Linked DNA regions of Homo sapiens: region 1 is linked to region 2. A link is a contact called in ENCODE Hi-C data. All regions are on one chromosome and are shown on one strand. Each heading gives the region's core, a stretch centred on a gene start or an enhancer-like site at or near the end of the contact. The rest is flanking DNA. Distances are from core to core; before and after follow the strand shown. Region 1 holds the start of RAB6A (RAB6A, member RAS oncogene family). Region 2 holds the start of LAMTOR1 (late endosomal/lysosomal adaptor, MAPK and MTOR activator 1).

Region 1 (5,842 bases), core at 793-3,292, 1.7 Mb after region 2:
TAACTGGAGGCAATTTTGCAAGAGTATTAACCTCTGTGATGGCATACAAATTAGTATAAATAGTTCAAAGTAGTAATAAAAGCTACGAATTTATATCACTTACATGCCTTCCAGTCAAAACAAATAACTAATGTTTTCTATAACCTCACCTAAAACACCTAGTAGGTACTCAATGTTTGATGACTCAGAACTAATCTCTCAATGTCTGAATTTTAAAGATGGGCATGCAAAGTATGAGAAAAACAAAGGAGGGTAATCATCTCTGAATTGTCGAGTGTCAAGTTTGTATAATACAGCATAAAACTGGAATTACTACAAGAAGTAATCGTAGATACAACCATCACAAAATTAGGATCTAGTATCTAATACAAAAGTACAGTGACAGCAGAACCTGACCAGGTAAATGACATAACAATTTCACTCATCAGACAGTACAGAATATTAAGCATAAAAGAATTATTTAGCCCAAATGGTATTTAAATCTAATTTAGGTAACTAGATGATGAGTCTGTTCCTACTCTACTCCATTTTCCAAAGGAAATCCGACAAAACAAAGATGTTTGTTATTCCAAGCCTTCTCTCACATGAATCCTCAATATATCATTGGAAAATACTCAAGAAGGAATGAATAATTAACATTTCCCCAGTAATTCCCTTTTGTACCACCATGAGACTCAGACGCTGCTTCATGTTGAAAAGAGAAAAAGGGGAGGTGAGATGAGAAAAATTCCAAGTAAAATGATCATGACATAGCATCTGGCAGAGATTGAAAAATCATCAACATTGCCAAAAGAATTGTCAGTGATGAAAGTCAAGAGAACAAAATGAGGTTTTCCGACAAGCCACAGCCCCATCTAACCTAAGGGGCAAAAATCTCCACTGCCGACGCTACCCCTTTCACCCCCAACCACCCCATGCTCAAGTCGTCTCCAATTCAGATGTTTCCTCTATGGCCCAGACTAATTTCCCACCCAGGTGAAAATCATTTAATTTTTTCTACTACCACCCCTTCCCACCTTCCACGACATCAGCACTTCGCAGGGCCAAGCCTCTGGGGAAAACAACGCCCAGATCCCACCCTCCTTGGCCAAGGTTGAAGAGGGCCCGCTCTCGGGAGTGGGGCTTCCCTGAGTGGGCCTCACAGAGCTGAGGAACTGGGAAAAGAGCAAGGAATAAGGGTGGGGCTCAAGAAAGGGGGCCGGGGTACGGGCAATGACCGAGACCGGAGGAAGAAAGGGATGGACAAGAGGCTGGGCGGGGTGAGGTCTGGGGAGGGAGGGCAGATCGACCGGAGATGGCCGGACTGCGGGGAACGGAGCCGGGGAGTCGAGGATTGAAGAACCCGGGGAACAGGGTAAAAACTCGGCCACTGGCGAAGAGCCAGTGGCACCGGGGGGCACATCGGGAAGGGCTGCGGTGGCAACGAGCGCGGACGCGAGGCGGGCAGGGAGCCTCCGCGGACGGAAGGGCCGCACCGGGGGCGGTGCGGGGACGCTGCGGCCAGCTGCCAGGAGTAGGGGAGCCACGCACTCACCGCTTTGCTCCCCCAGGAACACCAGCTTGAATTTCCTCAGCGGATTCCCGAAGTCTCCGCCCGTGGACATTGTGGAACTAGAGGAGCGGCCGCCGCCTCAGCCTAGAGACCTCCCGGACCGATGCTGCTCCAGCCAGCTGACGAAAAAGGCGAGCGGAAGGGCGGGCACCGAGCTCTCTCGGCCCCTGCAAGGCCCGGTGGAGGAGCCCGGCTGGAGGGCAGCAGGACTCTCCACAGACTGGCAGCCGCCGCCGCCTCCCGGCAGAGTAGCCTAGCACCGAGCGAGGCCCGCGGCTGGGAAGGGAAGGAGGGCGGTGTCGGCAGGAGCCAGGGGTGTCCTCTGGCTTCCCAAAGCTAGGGCCGTTCCCTCCTTCCGCACTCGGCTCCCAGACCTGGGGAAGAGAAGCTGAGGGTGGCGGAGCCGGAACCGCAGACGTATCTGGGACCTCTCACGCGCAGCGCCTGAGCTTCCACAGCTGCCGCCGCCGCCGCAGCCCAACCTGCTGAGTGCGCGAGCCTCTGGAGCGGCGCGGGGCGAGCCCGGGCGCGAGCCTGCGGCCCCGCCGGCCGCTGGCGTGCGTGCGTGCGTGCATGCGTGCGCGCCACCGCCATCGCCATCGCCTTCCTGGTTTGGACAGCTCTACCGGCTCCTCCCGCACGGCGGCGACGGGGCAGGTTAGGTTTCCACTGGCGTCAAAAGAAGCCAGGAGGAGGCGGGGCAAGCCAGGGATAAGTTAGTGGGAGGCTGGAGCCCTTACGTCACTTACATAATGAGCCAATCGGAAGGGGCTGAGGGCGAGCCCACACGCGAGTGAGGTGGCAGCGTGAGAGCGCGCGCAGCCCTCGAGCTGTGGAAAGCGGAGCACTGTGGCGGCCATAAGAAGTGTGGCGCCTCTCAGCCTGAGGGGAGGGGAAGGAAAGAAAGGGGAGGGGGAGAAGGGTGGGGCGGAGGCGGGGCCGGGACAAAGGTGGAATATGATCCCCCAAAAAGTGTGGGTGGGGTCCTATAGCCTTAAAATTTGTAATGGGAGCCTCTTTCCTGAGCCCTCAGCCGTGCCTCACAGTCCTCAGATCCCTTCTTCACCATTGCACACACCCCACCTTCTCCATCCTCTCATCATAATTCCTCACAGGCATCTTACTAAATAACATTCTCCTCCATTGCTCCCAGGAATGTTATAACTGCCAGAATCATGGCCTCCCAATTTTGCAGATGAGGAAACTGAAGCTTAGAGGGAGTAAATGACTTGCAAAATCCATAAAGCGGGCTGGGCGCGGTGGCCCACGGCTGTAATCCCAGCACTTTGGGAGGCGGAGGCGAGTGGATCACGAGGTCAAGAGATCGAGACCATCCTGGCCAACATGGTGAAACCCTGTCTCTACTAAAAATGCAAAAATTAGCTGGGGGTGGTGGCGCGCGCCTGTAGTCCCAGCTACTCGGGAAGCTGAGGCAGGAGAATCGCTTGAACCCGGGAGGCGGAGGTTGCAGTGAGCCGAGATCACACCACTGCACTCCAGCCTGGCGACAGAGCGAGACTCCATCTCAACAGAAAAAAAAAAAAAAAAAAAAAAAAAAAGCCGGGCGTGGTGGCTCATCCCTGTAATCCCAGCACTTTGGAAGGCTGAGTTGGGTGGATCACCTGACGTCAGGAGTTCCAGACCAGCCTTGGCCAACATGATGAAACCCCATCTCTACTAAAAATACAAAAAATTAACGTGGTGTGGTGGCGGGTGCCTGTAATCCCAGCTACTTGGGAGGCTGAGGCAGGAGAATCGCTTGAACACGGGAGGCGGAGGTTGCAGTGAGCCAAGGTCACACCATTGCACTCCAGTCTGGGCAACAAGAGCGAGACTCTGTCTCCAAAAAAAAAAATCCATAAAGCAGCTGGGCGCGGTGGCTCACGTCTGTAATCCCAGCACTTTGGGAGGCCGAGGCGGTAGAATCGCTTGAGCCCAGGAGTTCGAGACCAGGCTGGGCAACAAAGCAAGACACTATCTCTACAAAAAATAAAATAGCCGAATATCGTGGTGTGCTCCTGTAGTTCCGGCTACTCAGGAGCCTGAAGCAGAAGGATTGCTTGAGTCCAGGAGTTGGAGGCTGAGGTATGGCACCACTACACTGAAATCTGGGTGACAGAACAAGTCCCTGTCTTAAAAAAAAAAAAAAAAAACAAAAAAACTTTCTAAGTGAATAATAAAAAATATGTCCTTACATTTGTGTCTATACACAAATGTATATCATTTGTGTATATCATTCACAAAACATTTATGTACTTTTTCTCATTATTGGGGAGTTATTTGCTTAGCTGTAGAAATGACAGGATTGAAAAAGTGCCTTCTCAGGCCCAGGGATGAATTGCTGACCTAGAATAAATTACAGGGAAGAACCAAAGTTCTTAAAATATCATCTATTCTGGCCTATCAAGACAACAGCTATATCCTCAAACCATCTCTATCAAAATTTACTCCCTTCTGGTTCCTCTCCCAGCCATGTGCAGGTAGAACATGCATCTAAAATAAAATGGTAAAAACCTGGCTTGTAGCATGGACATTTGATTTTACAAGTAGTTTGTCAGATCTAATAGGGTCCTCTCCACCATTAACCCAGAACCCTGGCACATACAAAGAGCAGCTTAAACCAAGAAACTTTTTAAAAAGATTATGCAAACAAAAGTGAGTAGCTATTTTCTTTCTGATGGGTACCAAGTTTTCATTATGCTTCCTGAAATAGACTTTAAAGTAACATCTGAGGATTGGAACTATAATTACTTTGTACTTCCTACAGAACTTTATGAATCAGTCCTCCCTGCTGCTTTGGTCTCTGTAGTCACCTAGACAGGTGGTACTGTTCCCTGTCATTTTGAAGGGCCTTATGGTCTAGTCCACCTCTTACCTAAAATGTTTTAATGTTTTAAGCTTTCATTTTGCATTGACACATACACAGCCTCATTATCCTCTGAAGCTGCCTTCATATTACCAAGTACTCTGTGTAAGTTTTGTCTTCAGAGACTTTATGGCCTAAACATTGCATATTAAGTGCTGTAGGGTATAGCAAATGGAAAAATTACTCAGGAGAAAGAGGAATTAGAGAGGCCCTTTTCAAGAGTATTTTCACCAACATTTTCACCTTCATGATTTCCTACGCTCACTTCTCTTTACTGCAAACACTCTTCCCCTCCCTTCCCCACTCTTCCCCAATTCCTACTCATCCTTCAGTTAAAGAAATTGTCTTTTTTTTTTTTTCTTTTAAATCACTTACCACTTAAAGAAGTTGTCTTTGTCCATTCAGGCTGCTATAACAGAATACCATGACTGGGTGGCTTAAACAACAAATGTTTATTTCTCACAGCTGGAGACTGGAAAGTCCAAGAGCAAGGTACCAGAAGATACTGTGTCTGGTGAAGGCCCACTTCCTGGTTCATAGACAACCATCTTCTCACTGTGCCCTCACATGGCAGAAAGAGAGCAAGAAAGCTCTCTGGGCTCCCTCTTACAAGGGAACTAATCCCATTTATGAGCACTCCACCCTCATGACCTAATCACCTCCCTAGGGTCCCACCTACTAATACCATCACATTGGGGACTATAGTTTCAACATATGAATTTTGGGGAGACACAAACATTCAGTCTACCACACAAGTCTTGCTCCCATCTGCTCCCATCCCCACTAACAGTATAAGTACCTTTGCCTGTCCTATTGTATCCTATTCTTAATTGCTGTTCATTGTCAGTGTTCCCTACTTGACTGTAACCTCCACGAGGTCAGATCTCATCTTGTATCCCCAGTGCTTGAAGAGTGCTTGCTACATAGTAAGCATGCAGCAGATGTTTGCTGACAAAATCAAATAAAAGAGGAATTATTTTTCACTGTCTTCAAAGGATGAATGGGATTTGGGCATGCAGAGAAGGAAGGTTAAGAGCATTTTGGAGAAAGAGAACATTACCCAAAAATATGTCATGTAATTTGATACTTCTTTCCTAAACCATTACTTATGAAAAAGATGCTGAGAACAGATCTTGTAACTAAAAATTAGGAACAATGGGAGAGGACAGTCTTCACAGCTCCAAATTCAAAGTACCTAAAGCAGCTTTCATTATCTATTTAAAGGTCATATCTAAATTGAAGCCCAGGAGTATGTAGGGAATCTATCACACAGAAATTGTAATAAAATTATAGCTTATCTTCTGCCCTGAGAGACACAAAACTTCTTGCAGGAGGACTGAATTTTTTTTTTTTTTTTTTTTTTGAGACAGAGTTTTGCTCTTGTTGCCCGGGCTGGAGTGCAATGGCGTGATCTCGGCTCACCG
Region 2 (6,647 bases), core at 3,535-6,034:
GTCGAGGAGGGGTATCTGGGAGGGAAGGTCTCAGCTCATCACAGACTCAATCTAGGCCCATCTCCCTTGGCCTCAGCGCCCTCAAGAGTGTCACAGGGTAAACAGGGCTGACATGAATAACTACTGAAGCACCCAAGTGATCTGTGGTCAGTCTCCAGGGCTGCACCAAATGAGAAGCTTGGACTAGGGGCCAGGCTCCAAAGCTGGAACAGTGATGGAGGGTGGGAGCCCAAGTAGCCTGAGGGACCCACGCTGGCCAGGTGCTCACCTGTACTGCCTGGCACGGTCCATGTACTCATGCTGCTCCATGCCCTGTGAGTCTGCAGCAGACACATCAATGATGTTGCTATGGGGAGAGGAGACAGAGATGACATGACAGGTGCTTCCGAGAAGGACAAACAGGACTCAGTGCCAGGTACCAACTCCAGGGCTATCTGACACCAGTTTCCCTCCTGCCTACTGGAGCAGGGCTGGACATGGAGGCACCTCTCCCCAGTGACCTTGTCCCATCCCCCATGTCCTGAGCCTGGCTCCTTCTATCCTAGCCTTTAATATGGATAGAGGAGCTCTGACCCAGGCCTGGTCCTCTGACACTTACCTGGCTGTCTTGGCAAGGATGGAAGAGAGCAGGGCCTGCTCATCAGTGCGAGCGGAAGGCAGGCTGTGGTAGTTGGGCTCGGCTCCATTGAGAGCTTTGGTAGGGGGGCTGCTAGGGTCCAGCAGCAGCTTCCGCTCCTCTCGGTCCTAGAAGTGGTCATGGGAGAGAAGTCAGCCCCAGGACCCGTAGATCCTGCCTTTCACGGGTGCTACCCTTAGCCCAGCTCTGACCTTAAACACCAAAAATGTTTCTATAAGGAATATCTAAAGTGCCCAGCTTTATGGAATGCCAGATAAGACTCAGTTCCTGCCTATCCTTGGGAGCTCAACTGAGTTGGTGTTCTAGGATAAATGAGAGTGGAACCAGGCAGTCCTAGAGGCCCTGAAAAAATGGACAGAGGCACAAAGCAGGTAGTCAGCAACAGCCCTGGAGCTTGAAAAACATTCTAGGACCTGGCAAAGAAAGGATACTAGAGGCTGGAAGACAGTGGAGCTGAGACATAGCAAGCACTGGGATCTAAAGGGGAAATCAGTGCAAGTCAAGAGCCCAAGAACAGCCTTCCTCATCCCCTAGGACCAGGCCTTCCCCAGCAAAGCTGTTCGCTTCCAAGATGGAAGCCCTGGCGAGTCCAGACAAAGCCCTAGGCCCCAAGAGAAAGCAAGCCCAACCTCTCCATGGCCATTTCTCAAATTATGTCAGGGCAGGAATCCCAGCCCAGCTCTGGGTCACACAGTACAAGTGTGTTCCCTTCTTGAAGGCAGGTCCCTTCGAAGGTGTTCACCCTCCTGTGCTCTGGTGCTCTTTTTGTACGTGACTCCCAGAACCAAACTGAGTGTACATGGTGTATCCTGATCTGAGCAGTACAGCTGTAGCCATGTATGGTGATTCACACCAGTAATCCCAACACTTTGGGAGCCCAAGGCAGAAGGATTGCTTGAGTCCAGGAGTTTGAGACCAGCCTGGGCAACAAAGCAAGACCTCGTCTTTGCAAAAAAAAAAAATTAGCTGGACTTGGTAGTGTGAGCCCTGCAGTCCCACCTACTTGGGAGGCTGAAGTGCAACGACTGTATGAACCCAGGGTTTGAGGCTGCAGTGAGCTAGGACTGTGCCACTGTACTCCAGTCTGGGCAAGAGAGCAAGACCCCATCTCAAAACAAACAACAATGGCGCTGTTCCCTCCCTTGCTAAACCACCTGAGTAGCCCATGTAAATTTTCAGCAGCCCTGTTCCTGCTGGCCTGTGCTGATAATCACAACCCCTGAACTAATGTAAGACCAAACCAAGCTTCCTCATTGGTTTGGTCTTCCTCCTTGTCCTCTTTCAGTCCCCTGTTCTATCTACTGTAATATTTCTGGATTTGACCCTGCCTTGAGACCATCAGCTGCAAATCCTTGCTTGCTGTATCAGCAGTAAATGAGAAAAACAGACCTGCTGGGTATCTATCCAACCCATAAAGAGCAAGAGTGCCCTGAACAAAGCCAAGGATGGGCCCAGGGGGACATCCTGGCTAATGCTGACTCACCAACCTTCAGTGCCAGACTCCTCAATGCTCCCCTCCAGGCCTATCTCAGTTCCTCAGTCTTTCCTGCTGCAGGCCGCAGCTCCCCTGCCCACAACTCCACAACTCTCCTTGTAGAGGGCTACTTCCTCCTGCCCTGCTTAGGGAGGCCCAGCCTTTTCACCTTACTCTTCTTTCTCAAGGCTAGGTTGCCCAAGTGTCCTCAGGCAATTTGATCCAGTTCCCAACAGCAAGAGACAGAAGCTGTGGGCTTTGCCCCATCACCTCTATAAACTCCCAGACACCCTTCCTCCCTAAATACATAGGCTCAGTATTAAAGAGCTAAAAAGACAAAATGTTTGCCAAAGATAAAACTATGTATTTCTAAGGAAAGCTGGCTCCATAATGAGGCCCAAGTTAGCTTCCTATGTGTCTGTCCTCCCAGCTCCACTTCAGACAGATCTTCCTGCAGGACAGGGTAGTCTCTTCCCTATCAGGGGTTCTTCAAGAAGAAGGTTGGCTGATCACTTCTCAGCCTTCAGCTAAGATCAAGTGAACAACAAGGTTATTTTCTTGAAACCCAGACTTAAAGAAGAGGCCATGCTACCTACTTCAGAGCAGACAAACATCACCCCACTCCCAAAGTGCGAGTGGAGCATGGGTTAGGTTTGTCACATCAAGGTTTGTCTCTGCATTAGTGTAACCCAAGAGGCAGGGTTTCACTGTCTACCTTAGCACAGACATAGCAGCCTGCCCGTGACTGGCCACCTGGTCTAGGGGCATGGCTGAGACAGCTTGGCCCCATGGATAAAGTACATGGCCTAGCGTCAGAACACCTGGGCACTAGCACTTCTCAGCTTGGCCAAATCACTTAGCTTCTCTGAACTTCTTCCTCACCTTTCAATAGACATAACCCACACTAATATGACGGATGTCTGGCAAGAGTCAAATTAGATAACTGTGAAGGCCCTTTGTAAACTGTAACGTGTTGTATATTTTTTATTATGATAAAGAGACAGAGATGAGAGTCGGAGAGGGGCCTGCCCAAGAACTCAAAGAGGGACTGTGGGATGGTGGATGGTTATGGCCCTTGCTACATGAGGCCTCAAATCACCCAGCAGTGATTAAGCACCTTCTCTGGGTGTTAGGAACAGAAATGAGAGCCCCCCAAGGAGAAGGTAGAGATTCAGGAGAGCAGCAGGCCCAGCTCTCCCTTCCAAGTAGAAGCTTGTATCCTTTCTCATACGGCATTAATCCTTCTTGACTCATTCCCTGCAAGAGTCCATATTATGCTTTAAGGGACAATTTCCCACTAGGCTACAGCTCTCCCAGTAGGCAGGGTTATTGTTGTCTCTTTCTCAAAAAGGTGGAAGTGAAGTGAGAGGTATTAGGCACAACACATGCCTAACACAGGGCAAAGGAAATATGTGTTCATTGGGTGTATGGAGAATTGAGAACCAGAAGCCACCCTTGCTTCCCATACAAACGACATTTTCCTAGGCTTAAGCCCTTAATCCAAAATACGTTCACTGAAGAACGAACTACTTCCCAAGTACCAGTGATATAATCTATTTTTGTGACCATCTTCCCCATTAGACCGTGAGCTACCTGAAACCTTTCTACTCTCTCAGGTCTACTATATGTTCAAATGTAGAATCCGGGCTTAGAGACGATCAAAAAAGGAGAGTAGACAGCAACTTGAGACTTCATCCTTGAATGTCAGGCCAGGCAGGGCAGGGATTAGAGTGTGGGGAGAAGTGAGAATGCACTAAGAGGAAGAGGGAGAATTTAAAACTGTACAGGTCTCCCCAGCCTAACCCTTTCTCCAAAGGTATCAGATCTACAGCCAAATTCTCAGAATAGGCATGTCTCCAGCTAAAGGAACCCTCAGGCCCCAGGCAGACTGCACTGAGGCAAGCCAAACTCAGAACCAAATGAACTTCCCGCTCCATTTCTCTTTTCCCACAATCTAGCCAAAGCTAAATCCTCTTTGTTGCTTCCCAGACAATTTCCCACATGTCCCGATGTCCTCACTGTATCGATTAAATCCTTCATTGGCCAATTCAAAGGCCACCAACTTCCAGAGTCGTCCCCTGGCCCTAGACTAGCAGCGACCTTCCTTCTGCAACCCCAGGGACTAAGACGATACACGAATTCCTGATTCATCTCAGGACAGACTAACTCAGGGCCTCAGCTTACCCACCCCTAAAATGGATTCGCAAAGCCCACTAATACACAGAAGACACAGGAAGCTGGGGAAGGGAGTGTTTCCCGGGGACCTAGACTGAGGATCCTTGAATCTGAAAAGTTTTGAAGGTAGGAGCAAACGGAAGTGGTGGGAGCGAGCCGGACAGGCGGCTGCCTGCACACCCCGAGGCGGGGACTGTGTAGAAATCTGGGGCTTTAACAGGGGTAGGAGCCCGGCTTGGCGTCTCCTCTGTAATCTGTCCCCTCCAGGCCTCCGTATTCAGTGAGCCCTGCAGTCCGGCTGCCCGTCCTCCGCAGGTTTCTTTCTGGGCCCCATGCCCCAGTGTCTTAGCCCTCATTCCCGAGCCCCGCCTGCCGCGGCCGCACCTGGTCCGAGTCCTCGTTCTCGCTGCTGTAGCAGCACCCCATGGCCGGGGTCGGGCCGGGCGCTCAGGCCGCGCCGAGGAGGGACGGCGTCCGTGAGGAGCCCTTCCGGTCACATGACCCGCGGCGGCCTCCCGCAGGCAACCACCCGCCCCCACCCCCCGTACCCCCTGTCCCGGAGCCGCTTGGCCGCCTCAGTCAATACCCCGGCTTCCGGTCCCGCCCGCTAGCGCGTGATCGTTGTCAACCAATGGGAAGGCGTAACCGTACACGCAAGCACGTGATGCGGGGAAAGGGCGGGGCGGATCACATGACTTCATCTTTCCAGTCTCTAAACTGGCAGTAGTGGCCATCGTGAATTGTGTTATGCGTTCTCGTGGCCACTAGGCCACTTTTCTGGGCCATTGAGCGAACTCGTACCAAATGCCCTCGTATGCCCTTGTGATATACTCTTCTAAATGCCATGCGAGGGGCGACTGGGATCCAGGCCTGATGCTCCAGATCGTACGGTCTGGGTGCACACACACAGATGATCCAGATGACCAGTACCTAGTCGGGGAACACAGAGGGTGTATCGCCCAGCTGGGCTGGGGGTGAATACACAGAGGGTGTATTCTCCACCTGGGCTGGGGATCTGCGACTTACAGGAAGAAGGGACCTTATACTACCTTCACATGCTGACGCGCAGCGGAGATAAATCCTGGTAGAGGAGATAGAAGCCACCTCACTGACCTCTCTGCTTTCAGGCTTTTATCTTTAATTCTGCCTTTTTTAACAGCACCCATTGTAATCGAACGCACAAAGCTGACCATCAGTTCTCTTTTCCTAACCCCCGCTCCATGTCTTCCCTTGGGCCCTGAACACAGGTCCAAGTCCGTCCAAGATTGTATAGTGATCCATTTGTTGTTCATGAGCGTGTGATTGGGTGTTCACCAGCATGTATCAAATGTGCCACCCTCAAATCTTGTTTTGGCACATTACCCGTCTGACATAACAAGAGCCTGACACCTCTCCCACTGCATGTTCTGGGGTGAGGGGTGGAGGGGTCAGCAATGTGTTTCACTGGACATAGAGAAATAATGTAGTTTCCTGATTGATCTACTGGACTTTGTACATGCAGCCTGGTCTGCCTACTGTCTTTACTGTCTTCGAGACTCAGTACAATGTCCTCCTGATTACCTTCTCTGACTCCATTCTCTGGACATGCCCAGCTCCCTATGCTTAATCCTCATCCAGTGTTAATTCATGCATTTATTGAATCAACAAATATTTGCTGAGCGTCTACTATGTGCCACACATTGTTATATCTGGATATGCAGCAGTTCACAAAACAGCCAAAGTCCCTGTAGTCATGGAACATCCAATAGTGATCACACTATATTGTATTCTCTGTTCCTGGGTCAGTCTCACCTACCAAACTTGGGAGTTCCTGGAGCACAGTGACAGGTTCTGACTCTTCCCTGTAGCCCAAGGCATGGCCTTGCTTACAGAAAACTTGCATATCAATGAGCATGTTACAGTCACCCCATCACCTTGGCTCACCCCATGCCCCATCTTCTGATCCAAAGTATTGGAGAAGTCACCAGATCTCATACCTCTTATAACCCCTCAAATCAAGACCCTGAGGTTCTGTAAATCTTTTGAGGTTCCTGAAGGGTAGGAGGCAGCTCAAGCTCGTCCCTGGGGCTGGTAACTTGAACTGCAGGTCTCAGGTGACAGCAGCAGCCTCAGCATGAATAATTGAAAGCCATTCCAGCCTCCTACCTCAGGGTTATCCCCCGCAGCAGGCCCTGGACTCCCCGACCTGTCCTGTGCTCTGGTCCTCCAGCCCAGGTAAGCAGGGCCCTGGATTGTGGGTTCCCAAGCTCACCAGTTCAAGCCCACCGCATCACTCACCTATTCACACCCATCCATACACTCTTTCATTTTTACTCCCCGCCATCACCAGGGGCCTTGCAAGAAGGCCGGCAAGGAGGTCAG

The links. A loop is a pair of places that touch in the nucleus more often than their neighbours do. Pooled maps may share reads with other maps.
Region 1: a pooled map shows a loop between it and region 2 (10-fold over the local background). The contact joins the promoter of RAB6A here to the promoter of LAMTOR1 in region 2. A Hi-C loop is called at or near these places in 3 of 37 single-sample maps with no recorded cell type and 10 of 50 pooled maps.

What each region holds. Positions count from the first base shown.
Region 1 is chr11:73,759,032-73,764,873 of GRCh38, forward strand. RAB6A (RAB6A, member RAS oncogene family) reads right to left here and starts at 2,043. Exons shown (of 8, transcript NM_198896.2): 1 at 1,535-2,043. The coding sequence starts at 1,604. LOC124902711 (a long non-coding RNA gene) reads left to right here and starts at 2,127. Exons shown (of 2, transcript XR_007062775.1): 1 at 2,127-2,209; 2 at 2,706-4,069. RefSeq lists an enhancer at 1,194-1,694 and silencers at 1,991-2,300, 2,461-2,650.
Region 2 is chr11:72,098,513-72,105,159 of GRCh38, forward strand. It overlaps LAMTOR1 (late endosomal/lysosomal adaptor, MAPK and MTOR activator 1), which reads right to left and starts at 4,785. Exons shown (of 5, transcript NM_017907.3): 1 at 4,671-4,785; 2 at 599-744; 3 at 269-346. The coding sequence starts at 4,712. It overlaps LRTOMT (leucine rich transmembrane and O-methyltransferase domain containing), which reads left to right. Exons shown (of 9, transcript NM_001145310.4): 6 at 6,452-6,500. It also overlaps the pseudogene LOC124902837. RefSeq lists enhancers at 4,491-4,570, 5,351-5,871 and a silencer at 4,671-4,940.